Linked DNA regions of Mus musculus: all the other regions are linked to region 1. Evidence: chromatin loops called from intact Hi-C (ENCODE). Cell type or tissue: left cerebral cortex. All regions are shown on one strand. Links, peaks and the distances in the headings refer to the core of each region. The heading gives the core; the rest is flanking DNA.

Region 1 (5,605 bases), core at 1,925-4,424:
GAGGAAGAGAAGAGCCATGCCCAGCTAAGTAAATCAGGAGAAAAGTGTGGCTCCCCTGCCCTGTGCAGCCAGAGCACACTACTCAAAAGTCCGAATAAATCACTATGGTTGGAGGGAACATGACGTGTGTGCATTTCAGACAGGGATCACACACACACACACACACACACACACACACACATACACACACACACACATACACACACACACATACACACATACACACACATACACACACACACATACATACACACATACACACACACACATACACACACACACCTACACACACACACACACATACACACACATACACACACATACACACACATATACACACACACACATACACACACATACACACACATACACACACACACATACACACACACATACACACACACACATACACACACATACACACATACACACACACACATACACACACATACACACACACACACATACACACACACATACACACACACACATACACACACATACACACACACATACACACACACACATACACACACACATACACACATACACACACACACACACACACATACACACACACATACACACACACACACATACACACACACATACACACACACATACACACACACACACATACACACACATACACACATACACACACATACACACATACACACACACACATACACACACACACATACATACACACACACACACACACACACACACACACACACACACACACACGGCAAAAATGAAGAGGCAGCTTAAGCTGGCCTGCTAGGGACTCTGCTGAGGAGTCTGAGTTTGTGAATGACAGCGGCATCTGAGAGAGCCACCACAGCTCAGTGTGCCTGTGACTCAGTCACACTGCTTCTTGGGGGATTTGTTTTTCTCACCAGAAAAAATATATATATATTGAATCCAGTTTTATGTGGTTTTATTTGTTCCTGTGTTTTCAAATAACTTCATTGTCTTATGCCAAGAATGACCAAGATGAATGGGAAGTTAAAGCTTTTCCGCCTTGCAGTAGCTGGATGTTAGTGTACAGAGGTGCGTGTGTGGTTTTGCACTGTGTATTTAGCTTATCTCTAGGTAAAGTCAGCCATTGGCTCTGTGGTTTGGACTCGGGCCCTTTGTTTCACAGGCACATGAGGAACAGCCTGGCTTCCAGAATCTCACCTACTCCCTTCCAAATAATCATCAAAATGTGTTTGCAGGCCCATCTATAATTTGCACAGGACATTTTTTTGTTGTAATTTAGCAAAGCAGAGGAGAAACTTCGAAAATTATTGCTCAGTCATTAACACAGCCAGGTACCACTTCAGCAGTTTATAGTCAATCAGCCGATTCAAATCATCTAGTCAGTTACCTTGTGGTTTTCCAATTTTGCAGTCATATCAGTTGGAGATGTAAGTAATTAATACATCTAAATTATCAGCCCTTGCAGGGTTGTAGTGAGCCTCACGGACGTTCTAATTCTGATTGACAGTCATAAAATGTAACTTTTCTTTCTGAGACTTGATAGTCCCACTGTCTTACTGAAATGAAGAGGGTTGCTTATCAGTTGCACTCGTGGCTTAAGCGAGCACAGGAAATGACGAAACAGTTGCGAGTGCATTGGGTCTTCTCCTCTTTCCGGTCTCTCTCTCCCCTTGACAGAAACATAGAACCAGACAGCCCATGCCAGAAAAACTGCTGTGACTGGCAGCAGGAGAGGTTGGGGAAGGTATATAAAGGAAAGCAGTGTAAGAATCAAAAAATGAAGAGGTAGAGGGTGGTGGGGGGAGGGGAGAAAAGAACAACAAATCCTAAATGTTACAAGTAAAGTAACGGGCTATAAACGCTGGTCACCACCTTCTTACCCAGGAGCTATAGGGAAAAATCCCTCCATCTCTTGCCTGCTCTAACTCTGCTCCCACTCTGACCTTGCCCTCTGATTTTGTGCTCTCTAAACTGGAGGACAAAGTTCAAAAGTCAAAGGTGAATAGATCTGACACCAAAAGTCAAAGGTGAGCAGATCTGACACTGTCTTGCAACATTTTTTCACCCCTTCTCCGCCTTTCAGTTACAGTTTCAAAAGCCTTAAGGTGACACCAGGCATGTTCAGGTCTTTGGTTTTCCTCCTTTGTCTGTCTCTGCATTCTAGAACATTCTCCCGTGACATCCTTTCTGCCTTGTTTTCTTCACTTGGGCTTGCTGCCAACCTTTCCAATGAGGACTTGTTTAAAATCCCTGTCTTTCTAAAGATTGTCATCACAACTCTGGTCTAAATATAAATGCTATACCATAAGTCCTTTATCTCAGAAATGTCACCAATCCTCTGTTTTATTTAATTCCACCATGTTCCGTCTTGATTTATATTGAATTATCAGTGGATAAAATTCAAGCCCAGCTTGGCCTATTTCAAATGGCTGCGTGACCGTGCTCACAAGACCTCTACACTGCTTGGCTGGGTTCTAATTCCCCCAGGCTTCTATGTTAGAATCATCCTGTGATTTTTTTTTTCCCAGAAGTTATAGGAAACTGCTCCTGGAAACTGCTCTCTCCACAGCTCTGAGGTGATCGATGTGAAAATGAAGGCTTCCATCCTCAACCAACTCTCTAGCTTGCCTGAGTTGTTTGAATAAGTTTTGTCGAGGCTTTCTTCCTCTCTGGTACATGACTTGCTTCCAAGCAAAAGAGTTTATGGGAGAATCGGCCCCACAGTCCAGCTGGCCTTATGCTGACTCCTGGTGTTCCCAAGGAAATATTCCAAGAGAGGTCACCCACAGAACAAAGACAGAAAACTTACCCTCTGATAATCTGTGTCAACCTACCGGTCTAGGAGCTTAGGAATGGTCCCGTAGATGACCTTGAGTTGCACCGGTCCCCTTCTCTGTCCCCAACTGTCTCTGGCAAACCGTTATTGTCTAGAACAGTGGTTCTCAACCTTCCTACTGCTGTGACCCTGAAATATAGCACCTCAGGCTGTGGTGACCCCAACCACCAAATCATTTTCATTGATTCTTCATAACTCTTATGAATCATAACGTGAGTGTCTGTTTTGGGATGGTCTTAGGAGACCCTTTCAGGGTCGTTCAACCACTCCAAAGGTCTAGAATATACAAAATGAAAACAGACAATAAATAAATAAATAAATAAACAAACCGCCCCCTAAACTAAACACCAAGAAAACCACCTAATTTAATTTTTTGACTTTTTTTTTTAACGTCTAGCATCCTTATCCACCAGGGAAATGCAAATTAAAACTACTTTGGGATTTCATCTTACCCAAGTCAGAATGACTAAGATTAAATAAGAGAAAGAAAGAGTGACAGCAAAAGCTGGTGTGGCTGTGAGGGAGGAGGAGGAGGAGGACTTACTCACTGTTGGTGGGAGTGAACACTGGCACATCCACTGTGTAAAGCAGTATGGAAGATCCCCAGAAGCTGGAAATAGACCTACCATACGATCCAGCTGGAGTGCTCCTGAGCTGAGTACGGAGGACTCTATCCCTACTACAGAGACACAGGCTCACCCAACCTCACTGTGCTCTGTTCACTGAAAATGGGGACAGCCAGGGTGTCCATCAACTGATGGATGGATGATGGAAGTGTGGTGCACAGACATAATGGAACAGCAATCAGCTATACGAAGAGCCACATTATGAATTTGTAGGTAAAGGATGGTGCAGAAAGACAAACACCCCATGATCTCTCTCATAGGTGGGTGCTAGCTCCAGCCCTTAGATATGTGTGTCTAAGTCGGAGTACCCAGGGAAGACAGGAAACGAGTAAGAGAGCGTGGGCATGGGGTAAGGAGCAAAGAGTCAAATGAAGAGGGTACCCAAGGGGGAAGGACATAATGAAGCCCAGGGTTGGGCTGGGTGTGGGGCTGCAGAGTGAGTTGGCAAGGAGAAAAACAAACATTGAGACCTTGGAAAATCTACATGGAAATCTACTCCAGTAGGAGCTTCCTAAAATACATGCATAAACACATGTGAAAGGAATTTAAATGGAGTTGTCCTACAACAAGAGGAAAACACTCTCCTGGGTACTAGCAAATTAGAGACCCTGTGTTGGGTACAGATAGATTTTTGAGTCGTTGGCAGGGTTCCTAAGCTTGGAAAGTAAAGAACTTTAGTTTCTTGCCCGGATCTCACCTTCTGTCTTTCTTGTTCTCTCCTTCTTTCAACTTGAGCTGCAGCAGCAAGCTCCTTAATATCAAAGGATGTTGAGCCAATGTTCCTTCTTCTACTGTACAGGATCCCACTATGTGAGACCGCTTATGTCAGTACATCTAAGGGAGTTAGCAAAGGGGGAAGGGGATCGAGAGCAGGTGAAGGAACCCAAGCAGCACTCGCTACTTAAAGGAAGAACGAGGAAGGGGCAGGAAGGAGGAGATGGGGCATTGCAGGCTCCTGTGTTGCGTTAAAACTGTTCCCTCTCTTTCTTGCGGATGGAACAGCTTTTTAGAAGCATAGTCATTTTTCAAATAGTCTGTCCTCTGCTGTCAGATTTCTTACTGACACCAGTCAGTCATCTGTCTCCTGATCTGGGAGTTATTCCAGACGAATCTGGAGTCATCAGATAAATCATAGGACATCTTGTTACATTTTAATTTCAGATTAACAGAAAATGTTTGGTTGGTATAAGTAATGTTTGGGAAAAAACTTATATTTTTTTCAAACTCTATTGGTTGCTTGTCTTTGGAGTTAACTGGGCATGTTGTGTTTTTACTCCCCATATCCAGAAACACTGATCTAGCAATCTGGAGGTTTGGGACATCCCAGCTCAACACAGACAGTTACAGAATTCATACTAGCTCCAGTATCTTTCAGTTATGTAAGTCTAGCTTCTACTGGGTCATCTATCAGGTTCTGGGTTATCCTATTATACATATTTCGTAGCACTGTTCATCCCAAGGGTAGCCACTGATAGCATTAAGCTTTGAAGTTGGAGGCGCAGCATACCCCTGTTGTGAAGGGCACCTGGGACAGGCATGCCAAGGGTGGTCAAAGTACCTGTGAACACTGAGCTGGGAGTTTTGCCTAATTCTATCTCCAGGGGAGTCCTAACTAAGAGCTGTGATGTTACCATGGAGAGAAACCCCAGCCAGGCCTTCTTTCATCAGGTCCGATGCCTCCTCCGAATATCGACCCCATTTCCTCAGAAGCCTGCGCATGCAGGCTCACAAGTCGGTGATGTAGCAGGGACTGGCAGGAGCCCACGCTCTCGGGCTCTTCTCCCATAGCAGGCAGGTGTGGTGGACAGAGGACAACAGTGTGACTGTTGCGTGTTTCTAAAGCCAAAGAAAGACAATGAGACTTCTCCTTCCCAAAGTTCCAGTTGTCAGGAATGGAGACTGGAGAAAAGGACTCCAGAGAACAGGGAGGGCGGGGCAGAGTGGGGAGTGGCTGCAGTCTGCCACCAGTCCGAGGTCTGTGGAGGACTGTGCTTGCTGTAGAGTGTGCTCATTGTCGTCTTAGCAAGACAGCGAGGGCAGGAGTGGCTCGGGTCTAAGGGTGAAGCAGCAGGCACTTTAGTACCATGAAGATGATTGCTCCATCACCGCCTGACTCCCACTCTCGAGGCAGGTACAAGCTTTCATCTTGTGAAGC
Region 2 (5,605 bases), core at 1,921-4,420, 150 kb after region 1:
GGAGAGAGCCGAAAGATTGAAGGCAGCCACTTTCATTGGCACCACTAGCATCTAAGTCCCTGGGAGCATGCTGGAAATCCAGACTGTTGGGCTTGACTCCATGCCTACTGGGTCAGAAAGTAGTCCAAGCCTGCTGGTGTGGTCCTGAGGAGCTGATGGGTAAGAGGCATGCTTTTTGGGATCTTCAAGGGAAGAAGAGAAGGATGGCCTGGAAGGTGGCGGGGGAGAGGGGTATCCTTATGGTGACCGGAAAACCATGGATGAAGGATATACAAGATTATTCTCAGATGCAAGATGGATAGTTCAGGTTAAGTCAATGACTGTTGGGAAATGAATAAGAAGGGAGTAGTTTGAGAGATACTCTTAATGCCCTTGGAGGCTACAAAATATCTCTACAGGCTAGCTTTTAATGACCACTATCTCTCCATTCTGTCTTTATCGAAGCTTTTCTCAGAAAGGTGGAGGAGTGGCAGAAAGTCTTTGTAAAACATTTAAATGATTAACGGAGAACATAATCTGAAGAAATAAAAAAAATAAATCCAAACCAGAAAGCCTAATGGTTCACAGTAGGATTCTACTGTGTGTGTGTGTGTGTGTGTGTGTGTGTGTGTGTGTGTGTGTGTGTGTGTGTGTGTGTGTGAAAAAAAATCCAAACCAGAAAGCCTAATGGTTCACAGTAGGATTCTACTGTGTGTGTGTGCACATGTGTGCGTGCATGTTTGTGCACATGTTTGTGCACATGTGTGTGCACGTGTGTATGCAAGTGTGTGTGCATGTATGTTCATTCACATTCATGTATCTTTAGTCAACATATCTGTTTCTTGTTCCCTCTGTGGGCTTTAAGTTCCCTGTGTTTGTGCTTGAACGGGCACATGCTCAAATATCAGCAGGCATTACCATACCTGACTTTCATTTTCCAGGATCTTTGGGGTCATGTTGGTGCCCCGATCATCCATGCTTAAGATATAGTATCAAAAGACGCAATGTAGATTCCAGGCCAAAGGGAAAGGCGGGGTTAGAAGAGGGCATTTCTCACAGGAGCGCTGTGGTCGACCTCAAATGCACCTTCTATTAGCACTTGGATCTAAATTTAGAAGTTAAAACCGTTTCCATGGATAAATACGTATAAACCTTCTTTCAAAGGGGGACTGGGAGAGCACATTAACTATGTATTTCTTCTCTGATAGTTTTAATCACAGATTCAGTAATTCTCAAAAGCTCTTCTTTATGATGAGGGGTGGTGACACTTATCTCAAACTGCAACAAAATACTTCCTAGCATTCAACTAACTAAAATATTTCTTCACATTAACTTAAATAGCCTATCACTGAGGATTTATAAGACTTGTGTATGTGTGCATATGAGTATGGATAAGGTAGGTTGGAGAAAGGTGATAGATAAATGACAGATAGATAGATAGATAGATAGATAGATAGATAGATAGATAGATAGATAGATAGATAGATAGATGACAGGTAGTTTGTAGATACATGATATATCCATAATAGGTAGACAGATTATAACTATATATAATAATAATATATATAATAGATGGCATGACAGACATAATTTATAAATAGATAGGTAGATAGACAGACAGACAGATAGATGAAAGACAGATATATTTATCTGAACCAACTGTACACAAGCTCTGTACACAGTCAGATACACCTCATAAGAAAACTCTTCGAAAAGAATTTTCATAAGAAACCCTTTCTACTTGTCAGGCTCCAAAAATATTTGATTAAATCAATTTTCTGAAGTTTAGTAACATTTTTATCATTTTGAAATTTGTTTATAGACATATTTTCTACAAATATTTTTTACATATGTTTCTAGAATACAGTAAAAGGAACACGGTCCTGACAAAGCTAAAACCAATTTGCAGAACACATTCAAAATATGGTATGAGAAGGCTGGAGGAGGCCGCCTATCAGCTGACTGGCTGCATCTCCAGTCCTCAGCTTATGCGGCATCTCTGAATGCTCACCTGGGTTGCCCAATGCCATTCTCTCCCTTTCCACCTTCACTCACTGTGAACGTGTGAATGTGCTTGGTCCATGGGAAGTGGCACTATTAGGAGATGTGGCCTTGTTGGAGGAAGTGTGTCACTGTCAGGGTGAGCTTTGAGGTGCCTCTGCTCAGGCTTTGCCCAGTATGGAAGAGACTCTCCTCCTGTCTGTCTGCAGAATTGAGTCTCTCTTGGTGGCCTTGGGATCAAGATATAGAACTCACAGCTCCTCCAGCACCATGTCTGCCTGCATGATACCAGGCTTTCTGTCATGATGATAATGGACTGAACCTCTGAAACTGTAAGCCAACCCCAATTAAATGCTGTTCTTAATAAGAGTTGCCTTGATCATGGTGTCTCTTCACAGCAATGAAACCCTAATTAAAACACTCACTTTGGTTGTTTATAATATTTTTCTCTTTTATGCCTCTGGAAAATATTTGAACATCAGTTGTACTGTACTTGCTTTTGTAAGGAAGGCTCTAAAACAAAACTAGTGTGCTCTAGCAGAGGAATGTCAAAAGTTCCATGGATTTTTGCTGTTATTGTCATTGTCCTTTGAGGAAGAGCCTCACTCTAGCCCAGGAGGACCTCAGGGCTTGCTGACTGCCAACAACAGGGGAGGATAGCTTACCTCTCTCCTCCTCTCTTCACACCCATACGCATACACACAAACATGCATGCAAACCCACAAGTATATGGGGGCACACACACTCAAGGCTATAAAGACAAATAAATAACAGTAAAATAAAACAACAACAAAAAGCAGTCTAGTCACATGACTGATCTCTCTCTCTCTCTCTCTCTCTCTCTCTCTCTCTCTTTGGTTAAAATTAAAAATATGTCAGTGCCTTAATGACTATTAAGTCATTAAGTGCCTGGATGTAAACTATAGTTGTTTTTGCTATTTTTTATAATCTTTTTCTTTTTTCCTTCTTTCTTTCTTTCTCTCTTTCTTTCTTTCTTTCTTCCTTCCTTCCTTCCTTTCTTTCTTTCTTTCTTTCTTTCTTTCTTTCTTTCTTTCTTTTTTTTTTTTTTTACAGCGCTTCTCTGTGTAGCCTTTGCTGACCTGCAACTTTCTCTGTAGACCAGTCTGGCCTCAAACTCTTAGAGATCTGACTGCCTCTGCCTCCCAACTGTTGGGATTAAAAGCATGCATCACCACCACCAAACTTTATAATCTGGTTTAAAATAATTTTTTTCTATGTTTTTACTGGGGAAATCCCTTGGCTATGACCTATTCCATTTTCTTTGTAATAGCATTACTAGTGGGAGCCTGTAGGGGGCGCATCAGGGTACTCATTTCTATCCTCAGTGTTTAGTCGGGTTCGCCATTTACAGAAAGGCAGGAGGATACAGTGGGTCTTACTCATTTGAGAAAACAGGAGTTTCTCTTCCATTTCTATGAAAAGGGAAGAATAAGAGCCATCCCTTCGATCAACGGCTCTTCACAAGCTCTGCCCTTCAGAGCTGAATGCTAAAATGAATGGTAACCATTTAAACTGTGAGCCAGCATACTTCTTGGTAAACCCCTATCTTCACACACCTGCACACAGACTCGGTTTCTCTTCATGTCCTGCCTGTGTCACATTGTGTGTACATCTCTCATTCAGGACAGTTGCGGCCAGCAATCGATAGAGCTCTTTTGTCCTTTGATAGGTCCTTTATGCAAATCTCGTTAGACATTACAATGCCAAAAATAAATGCTGAGTTTGATGTATACTTTCTGCATAACCACAACGTTGGTGACTAACGCAAGCTCCTCACGCAGAAGGAATTCACCGGCCACGAGTCTCCCATTCTTTAAAGTGTGTCTAAATGAAGAGGAGTGAACCTGACAACGAACAGGAGGAAGATAAAGGATGCAGGGGCAAGAGGGAAGAGAAGGGGTAGGTATAAAAGTCCTGAGCACAAATCTACAACAGTGCGTTAAGTAAGATCAAGACAGCACCTGCCCAGCTACTGCCATCCCAGCAGCAAAACAAAAACCAGAACAAGCAGAAGCCAGAGAAGAAGCCGGTGTGTGGATGCGCTCTGTCCCCGCAGGGGTTTAGGCAGGGCTGAAGGAGGAGCGTATGGGAGGTGTTATGGTTTGAATCTGAAATGTCTCCTACAGGCTTATGCTCCGAACAGTTGTTCCAGCTGGTGTGCTATTTCGAGAGCCTGTGGAGCCTTTGCGAGGTGGAGCCCAGTTGACAGAAGCAGGTCCCCAGGGTTGAGCCGTTGAAAGGTCTCAGCCCAGACCCTAATCTGGCCTTTCTCCCTGCTTCCTGGTGTGTTGTGTAATGTGAACAGCCTCCACCACAAGCTCCTACACCCACAGTCTGAGCTGCTCTGCCAAGCTCTCCCTGCCATGACGGCCTGAAGCAATCTCAAACTGTAAGCCCTCACAACCCCTTTGGCCCTTCAGGTTGTCAGTCCTAGCAGCCTCGGTGCTGCAAAAGTGAAAGAGCTAGAACGACCAGGCAAGTACCCTTCCTTCTTCCCGCCCTGTTGGACCTTCAGGAATATAAGGAAAGAAAGGAGGTGGCCCCTTCCCTCGCGCCCCACACCTATCATCAAATCCCTGGACCAATATTGCTCATGACTGCCCCCTGCAGGCCTTAGCTGGTCTTTCCCAGCATGGGCCACTAAAAATGGAAGTCACCTCCCGCTGGATATTACGTTATGCCTGTTCTTTCCCCTAGAAGGAATAGCAACTTTCCAAAGCCAGCATCGAGGCATCTTATCTCCATCCATCCCCTAAGAGATAAAAGTCCATACTCAAAAAGAGAGAGAGAGAGAGAAGAAAAAAGCAGTTTCTTCCATCTTTCCACGCTCAAGGTCAGGAGGAGGGAAGGAAATCCTATCTTTCTCAAGAGTCTTGAAAACTAACTGTCATGGAGAGTAGTCTGACTGAATTGTGTTGTTGGCATGGACACCGCCATGCCAAGGACCCCAAAGCATCCGATCCATGGGAATAGCAAGGCCTTCCCTGGGTGGGGCTCTGAGGACTGGGAAACTTCCTTTATCCAAACATACGTGTTTATTAATGATTGACCCGTGTGTGCAAAAGCGAACAGCCACAGCTTCCTCCTCCCGATGTCTGCAGCCTGAGACTGAGAGTAAACTCCCTGACTTTCCAGGTTGCGTGGCAGTCGCCGTCCATCGCGGAGCACAGCCCACCCAAAACCAGTTTCTTTGGATGTATATCTGTCATTTCTTTATCCCTGTGTTGCCCCAAGTTGCCATGGAGGTCACAGCAAATTGTATTATACTGTGCGCCCTTCACACTCCTCTACCTATCTAACTGCTGCTCTTATGACTCAGCATGGCTTTCCTATCTCCCCTCTGCCTTCTCTCTCGGCCAGTGACTTGATTCAGCAATTCCCTGACAGCCTGGTCCCGAAATACAATTGAACAAGTCGTAGGATGGGGCTCCATTGAGGCGTCCCATGGGGAAAATGAAAATGGAAGTGCACTGGGGTCCGTTGCAACTACGAGTCTTCTGCTGGTGTCTGAGCACCCAGCCCCACCCTTCTCAGTTACGTGTTCTTCCCGAGCCGTTCCATTGGCCCTCAGCCTGTGAGGGGAGAGCACCACCAGTTAGCTCAA
Region 3 (5,605 bases), core at 1,921-4,420, 63 kb after region 1:
AGCTCGGGTACAAAAGTTCCTTTACATGCACACACACACACACACCTACACTTAAGTTAATGGTAAAAATGACTCAAAGAAAAGGTAGAACTGTCATAAATGAAAACAAATTAGAGAAATGTGAAAGTTCCAAAGTCAAAGAAACACTACAGAGCAGAGAAGACCAAGATGGAAAATTCACATGAAGCTCCATATATATAACTACAATGCTTCTGTAACTGTAACCTGAGCAATTAGGCAAAACTGAGAAACAACTAAAGAATTATTAAAGCAATAAAGGAAGGTATTTCCCAAACTAATTAGGGCCTGTGTCTACAACAAAATTACCTTTAGTCTCCAGTCTATTGAATTATTAAAAAGTTCACCCCACATTTTTGAGGAATTGAAGCAGCTAATGAATGAGACAAAAAAATTAAAACAAAACTTCTAAAGATTTCTGGGGCAATAAAAAGTAGCTACAAAAGAAGAAAAACCATTTGAGCCTCAAATTTTCTACTAGTCACAATGAAATGTAGCAGAAAGGGAACCTTACAAATGATAAAAGGGAATTACTATTTCCAACCGAGAATTCCATACCCAGCTAAACAATCACAGAAGAAACTCGGAAAATATAAACATCTACATAGATGCATGGACTCTGAAAATAGAAGCTTCATCATTTTCAGTATTTGCTAAAGAGATTAGATAGATAGATAGATAGATAGATAGATAGATAGATAGATAGATAGATAGATAGACTGAAAGATGATAGATAGATGATAGATGATAAATGGACAGATAGATGATAGATCAGATAGATGATAGATAGATAGATAGATAGATAGATAGATAGATAGATAGATAGATAGATAGATAGATAGATGATAGATAGGTAGAAAGAATATATGGATAGATAGTTTATAGGTAGATAGATAGATGATTGATAGAGATAGATAGATAGATAGATAGATAGATAGATAGATAGATAGATAGATAGATAGATAGATAGATAGATGAATAGCTGATAGGTAGATAAATAGATAATAGATGGATAGATAAATAATAGATGAATAAATAGATGACAAATTAGATAATTGATAGGTAGATAGATATAGGTGAGAGGGGGGATAGATAGAGAGAATAGATAGACCAACTAGCAAACTGAGTGGGAAAATCTATAGATTCATTACAGTAGAGCAGGCAAGACATGAGGAACATAATACTGCCAAACTAGAGAAGAAGGCTAGAGAGAGAAAGGGTAGGCTTCAGGAAATGTAAAGCATTCCAGGGCCGAAAGAATGGATATGACCTACAAGCTAAAATGTGTGCATTAATGGGATGGAGGAGAAGCCATTCTGCCTTGAAGCTGATAACTTGCCATGTATCCAGGCTGGAGACCCTGAACCTCAGAGGTATGAGTGCTTGCTAGATTAAACAGACCCATGCCATTCCAGTTCTTTCTGCTGCTGAGATAAACGCTGATCGAAACAGCTTAGAGGGGAACTGGGGGGTTATTTCACCTTAAGCTTTCAGGACACAAATAACCATTGAGGGAAACAAAGGCATGAACTTAAGGCTAAAATCCTAGCGCAACAACAACAGAAGCCTAAAATTTGTGATTATGCTTACGTGGATAAAATATTACTCATCCTGAGAATGTAAAAGTATAGTTAGCAAAATGTAGGGTATAATAGGTAGGGGCAAAAATATTCTTATCTTTTAGTGTGGAGAATGAAAAAAAATATAACCAAGAGGTTATAAGAAGCAAAACTATTAACATTTTACAAATAATAATTATAATCAATAATAAGATATAGGCACACAATAATATAGGCTGAAAATAGAACTATCAGATTTTTGCCACCAGGAACAAATGCAGAAAGCCAGACACAGCTCTCAGGGGATCTTCAATGAACAGAGCTATTGTCTCAATATATGCAGAGACAAGTAAATATCTGTAAATCACCCAGAGACATAAAGATATGCAGTAAGAAAGCAAGCTTAATTCAGATTGACCCAAAACTATCATGAACAGGATGAGAGACGTTATGCCGACAGTATCTCTAGCTATGTTTCAACTTAGATGTGCTCCGATTTATCTCAGCAGCTGAAGTATCAACCCACTAGCCAGCTGCCAGAAACAATGTGGGTGAGTGGGTTCGCTCTCCTCTGCAGCGGCTATGAGCAAGGGCCAGCCAGAACCTTAGCAAGCAGACAGGGACGTGGAACACCCACCCAGACACACTCAGCTTATACGCGTAATACATTTGGAAGTGGTTTACTCGGTGAAACGCTTTTGCTTGGCCCGGAAACGTCCCTGTATGCAAAGATACCACACTGTTATAGGATAACAGGAAATCAAGCAAGCAAACAACAACAACAACAAAAGCTGAGGCGCTCCCTTTATCATAGCGTGCTTTGTGTTTATTTTAAGAGTGTTCAAAAACCCACTCCGTGCAGTTAGGTTTTACAGCTCCTGAAGATGAGCTGCAGATTCACAGATATTTCTGAGCGTCCCCATCAGCATACGAGAGCCGCCTTCACAGCTGGCCCTGGGCGTCCTTTAGTCTGCCTCTTCTAAATCGGTGGGAAGCCCCCCTCAGATCTCCTTTTGCGAACATTTTCTCTCCTGGCAGCGGGGAACCACAAAGGGCAAAGCGATGGATCTGCCGCTGGTGTGGAAATTTCCACACAACACGATCGCTAACTAGCACAAGGACGCGGTCGGGCGGGAAACCTAAGGTTCTATTCATTATTGCTGGATGGTTTATTATTTAAAGAAAGAAAGAAAGAAACTGGAGCTTATAGGAAAAATGCAGAATGTATGTGGAAGATTTTTTTTTATGAGAGAGAAGGAGAAAGAAAAAGAGAGGAGAGAAAGGAAGCAGAATCAATGCCTTCCTGAGGACACCCCACAGGCACTCACCAGAGGAAATCGAGATGCCGCCAGTTTGGCTGGGGTTCAGCGCCATCTGCATAGTATTTAAAAGTGCCAGCCAAACTCTGAGCTATTTCACTGGAGTTAGTAAGGAAGGGCTCCAATCTATATCTGAAACTCAAACTCTCCCGCTCGTGGGGCGGGCGTGACTGGAAAGAGCTTATGGGGGTCAAGGAACTGCCACAGCGTGGGGAGCCTTTTCCAGCCCCATACAACCTTGCGCTTGCAGGGGCCAGATTGTTTCTCCTTGAATGATGTGGGAATTCTTCCGGGATGTGGGAGGTAGAAAAAGGTATAAGATAAAGAAAATAGTGCTGGTAGACACTCTGACAGGGAGTGTGCTGTTTGGAGGTCTGGACAACCATTAATTCAATCCTCTGCAGTCCCCTCCTCTCATATAATTGTGTAAATCTACCAAGAAAGTGACTCCTAGTTTTTGGATGAGGAATTCTTGTCCTGATATGATTTTCCCCCCTTCAGAATCTACTTATCTGCTCTCATGTAACTGAGTATTCAAAGGTGGCCCTCACTTTCTTTTAAGATGCATGAGGCATTTAACAAAAACCCAGAGTAAAACAAGATACTGAGGAAACACGGCTAATAGAGAACACAGCTAGCATCTATTGGACATCTGTTAATACCAAGCTCAGCTTTTCATATAGCAAGTTCAGTTGACCCTGTCACAAAGCCGTAAGCGACATCTTGCTACGCCACTCATTGGAAGATAAGGACACTATGTCAGAAGGTATTTATTATATCCTCCTGGGAGGAGACCCCCAAACTGGCAAGTCAACCCAAAGTGTTGAGCCCTTGAGTCTCTGCCCTCCTGATATTGATTACTGCCATCCATGTTTTATATTAAAACTAACAGCTTATTGATACTTATCACAGGCTCATGGGGTTACAGTGCTCAGCAAGTGCCACTTGGGGTGTCAGGAGCAGCTATAGTCAAATGGCAGCTAAAACAAGACTCAAACAGGATGATTCAGGTGGGATATCTAAACTGACCTTTCTCTCAAATTCAGCTTAATAAAGATAGCTAGGGGCTGATGTACTATCTATCTATCTATCTATCTATCTATCTATCTATCTATGTATCTATCTATGTATTTATCTATGTATCTATCTATGTATCTATCTATGTATCTATCTTTATCTATTTATCTGTCTCTATCTCTAGGGATGCCTTACAGTATGGAGGCATCAGATAGTAGTCTTTCTACCAACCTCATCATCATCACCATGATCATCATTATCATCACCATCACTATCTCATTAAGAGCTCGTGTACCTCAGTCTGGCCTTGAACTCTGACCTTGTAGCTTCTGTCTTCTGAGTACTAAGATCACAGATGAGCACCACCCTACCCGGTTACTGCTGTGTGAGGAGTCAAGAGATAATGCTAGCAGCAGCTTCGGTGCTCCCTGTGGTGCTCCTCTCAGCCCAGCCTGTGAGCTTGTGAAGTACTGGCCTTACTACGTTCTACTGGTCAAAACAAGTCATGGCACCAAGGTGGGTAGACCCAAGGAAGGGAGGGAAACTAGTAAGAATAAAAAGATCCAGAAACTTGGGTCGCTAGCACGGTGGGAGTCCAGACACTAGATAAGGCTACGGCAAAGAAGCTAGTCATCAGAGAAAGCCTTTCCCTTCATACACCACACAGAGAACATTCAAGAAAAGTCCAAGGAAATATAAATGTGAGAGAGATGGGAGCTGTGTAAACAGCCTACTTAAAAGGGGCCATGGTCTAAGCTGATAGACGAGAAACCCCAGCCCACCAACAGGACCCACCGTGTGAGCCCTCATCCGGGCTTAGGTCAGGAATACCACCTGGAGACTGCCAGCTGACACCTGACCAGCCACTCGGGACAGGACCCTGGGGCTGCACCCCCACACTGCTGCAATACTGCCCTCAGCCTCTCCCCTCAGCCTGCCTTCGCTACATCAGATCTCCAGCTGGACAGCACCTGTCCGTGTCCCACCCTCCTTCCATTGGGGTCTGTCTGGACTTGGCTGGCTGTTCCCTCCAGACCCTTGCTGATTACCTTGCCCTGAAAGATGTAGCCAGGGATACCTGGATTAACCCAAGGCTCCAAGCCCTGGTCTAGCCCTGAAAGGATTCAAGAGCCTTATTTTATGGGTTACAGTGATGTTAGAAAGATACCGCCAACCCATCACCCCCATTCCTTATTGCTTCTGGTGTAGGGCTGTGGGCCAGGGCCTAGTCCTGGTCAGTATTTTAATAATTATTTAACAGTGTAGATTGATGTGTCAAGTGTCCAATAAAGAAAGAGGAAGCTACAGAAAAAAATTTAAAAATATAAAATAAAAGGGGCCATGGGCCTCAGCAGAGCCTACTCCGACTCTCAATGGTTTTCCTTTCATAACAAACTGTCTGTATTCTTATCTCTAACCACATGTCCCTTGTCCTTCTTTCTGCCACGCATGAAACACAAGGACCCTGAAACACCGCAGCAGGCAGTCTCCAGACTTAGACCCACGCTTATGACATCAGCAGCCAGTGTTTGGGCAAGAGAGCCAACACTTTAGCCTTTCTATGCCACAGCTAAGAATGCCAACCAAATGGCTGGAGCTCTGCATCTAGTCTGACCAAGGCAAAGCAGTGCTGCTGAAAATAAGCTCACAGGAAATCCTTCCTAAAACAGCTCCCTCTTCTTCAGCAGAAAC

Evidence for each region. A loop is a pair of places that touch in the nucleus more often than their neighbours do. Peaks named below come from ENCODE experiments on the same cell type or tissue, not always from the same donor. Only the 100,000 strongest peaks of a DNase experiment are listed, where the experiment ranks them.
Region 2: a loop joins it to region 1, with 6 times the contacts of the local background. A loop is called at or near these places in 3 of 42 quality-filtered maps.
Region 3: it touches region 1 in a loop (5-fold over the local background); 2 of 42 quality-filtered maps call a loop at or near these places.

What each region holds. Positions count from the first base shown.
Region 1 is chr6:143,475,415-143,481,019 of GRCm38, reverse strand. No RefSeq gene overlaps it. Among named protein-coding and RNA genes, the nearest start is that of Gm23272, 13 kb to the right of the region's middle. In left cerebral cortex, for the core only: a CTCF peak has its summit at 3,456; DNase peaks (open chromatin) are centred at 2,287 and 3,407.
Region 2 is chr6:143,326,992-143,332,596 of GRCm38, reverse strand. No RefSeq gene overlaps it. Among named protein-coding and RNA genes, the nearest start is that of 4930407I02Rik, 69 kb to the right of the region's middle. In left cerebral cortex, for the core only: a CTCF peak has its summit at 3,292 (motif pointing right); DNase peaks (open chromatin) are centred at 3,832 and 4,116; H3K27ac peaks cover 1,010 bases.
Region 3 is chr6:143,412,148-143,417,752 of GRCm38, reverse strand. No RefSeq gene overlaps it. Among named protein-coding and RNA genes, the nearest start is that of Gm31427, 38 kb to the left of the region's middle. In left cerebral cortex, for the core only: no CTCF peak of the experiment used is centred there; DNase peaks (open chromatin) are centred at 2,150 and 2,953; H3K4me3 peaks cover 884 bases; H3K27ac peaks cover 1,486 bases.